Linked DNA regions of Homo sapiens: all the other regions are linked to region 3. Evidence: chromatin contacts called from ENCODE Hi-C or POLR2A ChIA-PET data. All regions are on one chromosome and are shown on one strand. The core of a region is the stretch at or near the end of the contact, and the rest is flanking DNA. Distances in the headings are between cores, read along the strand shown. Region 1 holds the start of C17orf113 (chromosome 17 open reading frame 113). Region 2 holds the start of HCRT (hypocretin neuropeptide precursor). Region 3 holds the start of JUP (junction plakoglobin).

Evidence for each region. A loop is a pair of places that touch in the nucleus more often than their neighbours do. ChIA-PET counts read pairs that join two places held with the same protein, here RNA polymerase II (POLR2A). Pooled maps may share reads with other maps.
Region 1: a pooled map shows a loop between it and region 3 (2.7-fold over the local background). The contact joins the promoter of C17orf113 here to the promoter of JUP in region 3. A Hi-C loop is called at or near these places in 1 of 50 pooled maps. POLR2A ChIA-PET finds 5 or more read pairs at or near these places in 2 of 52 experiments (BJ and HEK293).
Region 2: a loop to region 3 is called in a pooled map, with 5 times the contacts of the local background. The contact joins the promoter of HCRT here to the promoter of JUP in region 3. A Hi-C loop is called at or near these places in 2 of 50 pooled maps. POLR2A ChIA-PET finds 5 or more read pairs at or near these places in 3 of 52 experiments (A549, HEK293 and WTC11).

What each region holds. Positions count from the first base shown.
Region 1 is chr17:42,048,912-42,051,864 of GRCh38, reverse strand. It overlaps C17orf113 (chromosome 17 open reading frame 113), which reads left to right and starts at 1,264. Exons shown (of 3, transcript NM_001358661.2): 1 at 1,264-1,308. All of the region lies in intron 2 of ZNF385C (zinc finger protein 385C), which reads left to right. RefSeq lists an enhancer at 1-486 and silencers at 1,106-1,175, 1,256-1,455.
Region 2 is chr17:42,183,921-42,186,966 of GRCh38, reverse strand. It overlaps HCRT (hypocretin neuropeptide precursor), which reads left to right and starts at 1,515. Exons shown (of 2, transcript NM_001524.1): 1 at 1,515-1,622; 2 at 2,439-2,907. The coding sequence starts at 1,602. The coding sequence ends at 2,813. RefSeq lists an enhancer at 1,939-2,740 and a silencer at 2,592-2,811.
Region 3 is chr17:41,785,404-41,788,400 of GRCh38, reverse strand. It overlaps JUP (junction plakoglobin), which reads left to right and starts at 1,690. Exons shown (of 14, transcript NM_002230.4): 1 at 1,690-1,813. RefSeq lists silencers at 1,722-2,021, 2,186-2,398.

The DNA.
Region 1 (2,953 bases), core at 15-2,514, 260 kb before region 3:
TCAGAGGCAGACGGTGGGTGGCACAGAGCAGTGCTGCATGGAGGATGCTGGGGCAGAGGAGTTCCCAGCAGCCACTGGTGGGGCTGGGACCTCAAATCAACATGCACCCTAGGCCTTTTGCAGAAGAGCAGCGTACCCAATTGTGAGGGGACTGGAAGGCATTTCTGGGTGACTTTGTGCTGTCTGGAAGGGGAGACTGGGTCATTGTCTGGACATGCCCTTGATCCACAGCAGCAGGCCAGCCCCCTCTCTGAATGGCCTCCACACCTAGCACCTCATTTGGTCTTCAGACCCATTTCTGTCCTGCCCTAGCCTCCTCCCCAAGTTGTAATTCCCACTTTACAGATGAGGAAACAGGCTCATAGCTAAGTGTCCAGTCCAAGGCCTCAGAGTTAAATATAACTGGAGCTCCATCCCAGGCCTCTGGACTCCACACCTCCACGTCTGCACATTCCTCTTGCAGGGAAGCTCCTCAATTCACCTCTCAGAGTAACGCAGACCGGGATGAGGGTCGGCTGTGTATCAGAGTTTTAGAAAAAGGTCACGCCAACCTCCCTCCCTCTTCCCCACTCTGTCAACCCCACTGCAAATAACTCACTAGGCTAAAACAATAAGCTTCCCAGTTCCAACTCCTCCGGAGGAGGCTTCCCACCAGGTGGGAAGGTCAAAATCCCCAGCATTCCCCTAGAGCCATCCAGCATCAGGCACTGCCCCCACCCACCCCAATTCTTCATGAACCTGCAGCGACCTGTCAACTTCCAGAGGAATCCTTGCTCTGCCATCCCACGGCCTGGAGTGCCCTTCCCCTAGTAAAAGTTCACTTACCCAGAATGCTGCGAACCCTAATTGACCCGCCCTGCAGACCTTCAGCTGGTCGCCCGCTCCTTCGTGATCCCAAAGCACTTGCTTCCAAACTCTCAGAACACTTTGCAGCCTCTACCGCGCTCTACCTGTCTGTGGCTTAGGCTGTGAGCCCCTCGAGGAACCCCGGATACATGCGCGGACCGAATGAACCCCGGCACCGCGCTGCCTGCGGTCTAGCCTCTGGCTCCTGCTGCCGCGCGTGGGGCGGCAGGGGCTGGGGGGTGGGGCCGGGGCCGGGCTGAGCGCGCTGGGCGGGAGGCGCCGCAGGTGGGCGCGGCCAGGTGAGCCCCGGGGGCGCCGCCCGCCCTGCCCGGGACCCTGGCCGGCGCTGGCTGCTGGCGCCTCTTCGCCCCCGTTGCCGCTAGTGGCTGCTGTCGCTCCGTGGAGCCCAAGGAGACCGCGGCCAGAGCGTCCACCGCCCAAGATGGTGGCTCCTGTGTCTCCGTGAGTGCGAGCGGACGGGGCGGGGGCGCCAGGCCGGGCTGGACGCCCCCTCCCGGAGCGGGCGGGACGGGCGGGCGGAGGCTCAGTGCCTCTGCGGGACCCACCGAGGGCTCTGTCACCGCGCGCCCCCCAGAGGAAGTTCCTCAGCCCTCCCCGTCCCAGCCCCCGGGAGGATGCGTGAGAAGAGGTGCAGGGGAGCCCCTTCTCACCAGGGCTGTCAGAGCAGGGGGCGCCCGGCCCTGTCTGCTGAGTGCTGGACTTCTCTTAGTGGGGTCCCAAAGCAAGGGGCCCCCAGGAGCCCGGGGAGGAGGCTCGGGACCCACATTCTGGGGCCACATGAATACTGTTTGAGGCTTACATGCCTTGGGGTCCTTGTCAAGTTGTTCCTGCTCCCATCCGGCTGGTCAGGGTGTGGAGAGAAATGAGAGGAGACCTGTGTCTGCAGCAAGTGTGCCCTCCTGGTCAGCCTTGGTCACAACTGGACCCATGGAGTTTTGTTTACACCTCACTCCACTCAGCCTGTTTCCTTGAGGTTGAGGTGGGGAGAATGTCAATGGAATTTGACCTGTTTATAGCAGCTCTGTCCAATAGAACTTTCTGGGATGATGTAAATGTGCTGTCCAATGCAATAGCCACTAGCCACATTGGCTACTAAGCACTTGAAAAGTGCCTAGTGTGAGCTGAATGCTAATGTTTTATTTAATTCTAAGTAATTTAAACAGCTGCATTTACAATAGCTGCAGTGGCCAGTGGCTGCTGTGTTGGACAGAGCCGTTTTAGAATCTCCACCTTCCTGGGCTCTACCTACCTGCCTTTTGTTCTGCAGAATGGGCAGGATAGGCAGCTTCGATGTACATGGAAAGGATCTGACAAAATTCCAGAAGGGCATCACCTTGCTTTTGCACCCCTCTGCCCCCATTCTGAGATCCTGTGCATAGTGGGCTGGGCAAGGTCATAGAATCACAGGATCTTGGGAGGAAAGGATGTCAAAGGCAGCTGTTTTAATCACCTAAAAGGTGCCCAAGGGCTGGCTCCACTGCCCTCTCTGCCTGGGAACCTGCTCTTTCTTATTCACTGCCCAACTGTGTGGTGCACTTGCTGGGTGTCAGGCACTGTACCCATCTCTGGGATTCAGACATGAAGAAGTTAGTTACCTTTCCTGCCCTCAGGGAACGTGCATGAGAAGGGGGGTGGAGAGAGGATGAAGCAAGAGAACTACACAGATAGAAGCAGAGATTTGTAATCTGTGGAGCATGGAATGGAGAGAACAAACAGGGAGCAATGACAGAAAAGAAGGGACTTCCTGGGAATGGATGGTTAAGCTAAGGCCAAAGGGGAAATGAAACAGGCCAGGTAAAGCATTGGGAGGGCAGCTGGGAATATTCTGGAAGAAGGGACAGCACGGGCAAAGGACCCGGGGGATGGGAACCTGGCACTCTGGAGGAACCCAGAGAGAAGGGTGGTGTTACTAGGAAGGAAGGGAGACACAAGTGGCCACCAGAGAGGTCAGTAGCCCTGGGCATTTGGCAGACCTCAAAGGAATTCTGGCACTGGCCTTAGAGGAGTGGGTGGTTGTGGAGGGGTCTAAAGCAGTATTTTTGTTTTTTTTTTTTTTGAGATGGAGTCTTGCTCTGTCTCCCAGGCT
Region 2 (3,046 bases), core at 266-2,765, 400 kb before region 3:
GGCACCTGTAGTCCCAGCTGCCAGGAGGCTGAGGCAGGAGAATGGCGTGAACCCGGGAGGCGGAGCTTGCAGTGAGCCGAGATCGCGCCACTGCACTCCAGCCTGGGCGACAGAGTGAGACTGTCTCAAAAAAAAAAAAAAAAAAGAAAGAAAAGAAAAAGAAAAGAAAATGAAGAAAGAGAGAAGGCCAGGCATGGTGGCTCATGCCTGTAATCCCAGCACTTTGGGTGGCTGAGGCAGGCGGATCACCTGAGGTCAGGAGTTCCAGACCAGCCTGACCAACATGGAGAAACCCTGTCTCTACTAAAAATACAAAATTAGCCAGGCATGGTGGCGCATGCCTGTAATCCCAGCTACTCAGAAGGCAGAGGCAGGAGAATTGCTTGAACCCTGGAGGTGGAGGTTGCAGTGAGCTGAGATTGCGCCATTGCACTCCAGCCTGGGCAACAAGAGTGAAACTCCGTCTCAAAAAAAAAAAAAAGAAGAAGAAGAAGAAAGAAAGAAAGAGGGAGAGAGTGAGAGAGAGAAAGAAAGAAAGAAATGCAGGAAGGAAGGAAGAAGGAAAGAAGGAAGGAAGAAAAAAAAAGCGGGGGGGCCTGGTGCAGTGGCCCACGCCTGTAATCCCAACACTTTTGGAGACTGAGGTGGGTGGATCACTTGAGGTCAGGAGTTTGAGACCACCCTGGCTAACATGGTGAAACCCTGTCTCTATTAAAAATACAAAAATTAGCTGGTTGTGGTGGCGTGTGCCTGTAATTCTATTCAGGAGCTATTCAGGAGGTTGAGGCAGGAGAATCGCTTGAACCCAAGGCGGAGGTTGCAGTGAGCCAAGATGACCATACCACTGCACTCCAGCCTGAGCAACAAGACCAAAATTTAGTCACACACACACACACAGAAAAGAAAGAAAGAGAAATTGGGCTTGGTTTTGGCTTCTTACCTCCCACTGTCTAGGCTGAGTTTTCAAGGTTTTCCATCTCAGAGGCTAGTGGAAAGGGCAGAAGGGAGAAAAAAAGCTAGGGGGAGGGGGCAGCTAAGGAGCCTTTCCATGAAGGAAGAAGGTCCTGGAGCCTGACAGTCCCCAGGAGCAGCGACAAGAAGCAGGGGAGGGAGAGGACTGCTGCTGGCTGCTCCACCCCCCACACACATAATGTGGGGTCTCGCGTCTGCCTCTCTCCCGCCCCTAATTAGCAGCTGCCTCCCTCCATATTGTCCCAGGCCAGCGCCTCTTTTGTGCTCCCAGATTCCTGGGTGCAAGGTGGCCTCATTAGTGCCCGGAGACCGCCCCATCTCCAGGGAGCAGATAGACAGACAAGGGGGTGATCAGGGGCACAGTGATCCAACCCTGGCCTCTGAACGCCGCAGCGGCCATTCCTTGGGCCCAGCCTGGAGACGGCCCCCCTGCAGCAGGCTAATCTTAGACTTGCCTTTGTCTGGCCTGGGTGTGGACGCAAGTGCCTGTCAATTCCCCGCCACCTCAGAGCACTATAAACCCCAGACCCCTGGGAGTGGGTCACAATTGACAGCCTCAAGGTTCCTGGCTTTTTGAACCACCACAGACATCTCCTTTCCCGGCTACCCCACCCTGAGCGCCAGACACCATGAACCTTCCTTCCACAAAGGTAAAGATCCAGGGATGGAGGGGTGACTCACCATCCCAGAGAAGCAAAAAGAGTGCTTGCTCAGAGGGCTGGAAGAAAGGCCAAAGGTGTCTCCACTCTTGGTCTTTTCCTGGGTGTGCTCTGAGGCAGGAGCACCTGCCTTGGCTCACATTGGGTTGGGTGCTGTTTTGCTAAGAGCCTGTGTTTGCTGAGCTCTATGTGTCAGGTGCTCCGTTTGCACCTGTCATCTCTTGTCATCCTCCCAACAGCCTTGCAGAGTAGAAATTATTTCTAGTATACCCAGTTTACAGGTAAGGGAGCTGTGCCCTCTGAAAGGGCAGGAAACTGGTTCAAAGCAACGGAGTTCAGTCACTCCTGCAAGGGGGCAGGCAGATGAGAGAGCATTCTGGAGTCTTGCTAGTTCCTGATTTCCATGTGTTTCCCTGCTGTGGAGAGGAAGTTGGGGGGACTCAGTAGGGCCCGGGTTTTTCCCAAGTTTACAACTTCTGCTGCAGACAGACACTCCTGTTTTCAGGTGGAGTGGCAAGTGCCCTAGTGGTGGCACAGTGGCCTAAGTCTCCAGAGAAAAGGGGGATTCACTCTGCCCAGGGGGTCTCAAAAGGCTTCCTGGGGGAGATGCTCTGCTGGGTCTTGAAGGAGGAGCAGGGAAAGTAGGCCGATACCAGCAAGGGCGCAAAGCAAGGAGAACTAAGTGACAGCCAGAAAGGAGTGCAGGCTTGGAGGGGGCGCGGAGCCAGAGGGGCAGGTCCTGGGCGTGGGAGCTGGTGGCGGGCGCCGTGGGAAGACCCCCCCAGCGCCCTGTCTCCGTCTCCCTAGGTCTCCTGGGCCGCCGTGACGCTACTGCTGCTGCTGCTGCTGCTGCCGCCCGCGCTGTTGTCGTCCGGGGCGGCTGCACAGCCCCTGCCCGACTGCTGTCGTCAAAAGACTTGCTCTTGCCGCCTCTACGAGCTGCTGCACGGCGCGGGCAATCACGCGGCCGGCATCCTCACGCTGGGCAAGCGGAGGTCCGGGCCCCCGGGCCTCCAGGGTCGGCTGCAGCGCCTCCTGCAGGCCAGCGGCAACCACGCCGCGGGCATCCTGACCATGGGCCGCCGCGCAGGCGCAGAGCCAGCGCCGCGCCCCTGCCTCGGGCGCCGCTGTTCCGCCCCGGCCGCCGCCTCCGTCGCGCCCGGAGGACAGTCCGGGATCTGAGTCGTTCTTCGGGCCCTGTCCTGGCCCAGGCCTCTGCCCTCTGCCCACCCAGCGTCAGCCCCCAGAAAAAAGGCAATAAAGACGAGTCTCCATTCGTGTGACTGGTCTCTGTTCCTGTGCGGTCGCGTCCTGCCCATCCGGGGTGGCAAAGCGTCTTGCGGAGGACAGCTGGGCCTGGAAGCCCGGCTGTCGGGCACCAGCCTTAGCTTTTGCGTGGTTGAATCGGAAACACT
Region 3 (2,997 bases), core at 441-2,940:
TAATTTCTGTATTTTCAGTAGAGATGGGGTTTCACCATGTCGGCCAGGCTGGTCTCGAACTCCTGACCTCAAGTGATCTGCCCACCTTGGCCTCCCAAATTGCTGGGATTACAGGCATGAGCCACCACGCCTGGCCGAGAAGTTCTCTCTGATCTCTACCCCAGGCTCTCCTATCGCAGAGGGGTGTGCTGCCCGGTTTATTTTTTTCTTTTCTTTTTTTTTTTTTTGTTTGAGATGGAGTCTCGCTCTGTCATGCCCAGGCTGGAGTGCAGTGACATGGTCTCGGCTCACTGCAACCTCCGCCTCCCAGGTTCAAGCAATTCTCCTGCCTCAGTCTCCCAGGCAGCTGGGATTATAGTTGCCCGCCACCACGCTCGGCTAACTTTTTGTATTTTTTGTAGAGATGGGGCTTCACCATATTGGCCAGGCTGGTGTTGAACTCCCGACCTCAGGTGATCCACCCGCCTTTGCCTCCCAAAATGCTGAGATTACAGGAGTGAGCCACTGCGCCTGGCCTGCCCCGTTTCTTTCATGCCAGGGCTGGATTTCCTTCAGATCTGCTGCTTGATGTTTCCAAGCCCACCAAAGCCTCCTGACACCAATACTGTATTTTTGTGCCAATTAATTGTTCTGTCTCTCCTCCAAGTGTTTGTGCCTTTTCTCTGCCCCTTCCCCATTGCCTTGACATTTTATGTCTATGCTCCTCTTCCATGAGGGGAACAGCTGGTTTGATGGTCCTTCAAATGAGAGGAAGGAGGTTCTAGCTTGGGGTGTGCCACTTTGTAGTTTTGTGACTTCTCTGAACTTCGGTTTCTTCATCTTTACAATGAGGGTCGTTTTCTCATCCTAACTATTTTTCAGAGCTGTCACAATAATTAAAAAAAAACATACCGTTAATTTAAATTTCTAACCTTTAGCAGTTTCTGAGTGCTTTCACAAACCTGACCTCATTTAATCCCCACATACTCCAGTGAGGTAGATATGGCTAATGTATCCAGTTTACAGAAGAGGAGAAACAGGGTGAAGTAACTTGCCTAAAATCATACCAAGTGGGAGAAGACCAAACCTGGCCTTCTAATTCTAAATCCCAGGAGTACTCCATCTTTCGGGAAAAAAATCCCACCCCAGCACAAAGCCTATGAAATGCTATACAAATATGTGATTACTACTTTGGGGCAAGGATGAATAAGCCCAAAGAAGCATCATGCCTGACGCTGAGTTGGCTGGCCGGTGAAGGCGTCTGTCCCTTCCCTTGGTATCCCTATGACTTACCTGTTGGACAGGTAGGGGGAAGGGGAGAGTAATGAGTCTCACCTGCTCAGAGCAAGGGTGGGGCAAGACACACCCCATCCCTTCCATTGGTTTTTTCCTTAGTCTTACTGACAGAGCCTTGTCCAATCAGGAGGAAGTAACTTTCTATCTGCCAATAGATGCAATGTTAGGATGAGACCTCAAGTTAGAGTCCATCCCTAGAGCCGACTGGCAGTCCCCGGGGCCAATGGCAAGCGGATAAACAGAGGCGGCCGTGGAAGAGGACTGGAGGCGAGGCTCCGCCCCTCCACGGGACAGTCAGGCGAGATAGCCAGTGAGCTCGCACCAGAGGGTGGGCGTCTCCCCCAGGGGCGGAGCTTCGAGGTGGCGAGGGGCGTGGCTTGGCTGTCAGGTCTCTTCGCCTTTTGTTCGGTTACTGAGTTGCTGCCTTGGCCAGAGTCCGGAGCAGCCGCCGCCCGACCACGCCGAGCTCAGTTCGCTGTCCGCGCCGGCTCCCACCCCGGCCCGACCCCGACCCGGCCCGGTCAGGCCCCATACTCAGGTGCGGGCTATCGGGGGCGCAGGTATCGTTGGGGACAGAGGGGTGGCGAGCGGCCGCGGGGCCGGTCCCAGCCGTCCCTGGGCAGGTGAGGGCCGGTGCCATCGAGCGCCACCCTGCACCGGCGGCAGGGGGCGCGCTGGGGTCCTGGGCGCGGCGACTTGGGGGTCGCGCGGTTCGGGCCGAGCGCGCCTCGGAGCTCCGCGAACCAGAGATCTGAGCAAGGCGGGGAGGGATCCGGACAGGTGCCTCCGGGGTCGCGCCTCCCCCGGGGCCCGCGCAGCTCGCCCGACGCCGCGTCCCTGACTCTCGCCCTGGGCTGGCGGGGGAGACTTTGCTCTGCTTCGACTGCGTCCCAGGGCTCACGCTGCAGTCAGGAATTTACCGTTTGGGGAACTTGCTGCCGCTGGTCTCTTTGGGGCCACCCTCACCCCACCCCACGCGTCATCCTCGCTTTCCCTCCCTCCCTACTCCCCCAGGCCTGGGTGGGGCCCTATTGTTTGCGCCCAGCTTGCCCAACTGTGGGGGCCGAGCGCACATTTTCCCAGCGACTCTGGCCCCACCTGCCGAGCAGGTGAGCGCACGGAGTCCAGAGGCCCTGCCCTCCAGCTCCCAGAGCCTCGTCGATACTACCTGCGGCGCCTCCCTCCACGCCGGTGGGAGCCCGGCTCTGGCTTCTTCAGCGGAGGTGGGATGGAGTGACTGGGGGGTGCAGGGCTCGGCTCAGTGTCCAGCTGGTGTCTGGCACCCGTGGCTCGCCCTGGGGTCTGGGGGGTGGGGTCTGTGCACGGATGAAGAATTCAGGGTCACCTGGCCCAGTTTCCAGTAGCTGTGGCTGCCAGAGTGTTGGTAGGGGAACAGGACCCGTCTTCTCTAACCTCTTATTGTTGGAAAAAATCACCCAAAACAAACTTTGCAGGAGGAAGTATTCACAGCAGCTTTATCTGGGGGTTTTCCCGTCTCCTTGCCCAAAACTTCCTTTAGGCTTAGGGGGTCCTTCCTGGTGCAAAACCCCTTCCCCCAGCCGGCCCCTGGCTGAACCTGGGCCGGTGCCTGGGCTCCGACCCTGTCTTCCCTGCCCCCACATTCATCCTGTTCGCTGGGCCCCAGGGGCCTGAGGTAGGGGCCGGGGTGGGGGGTGGAAAGTGCTGAGAGGGGAAGCAGCTTCTTCCTTCTCTTCCTGCCTC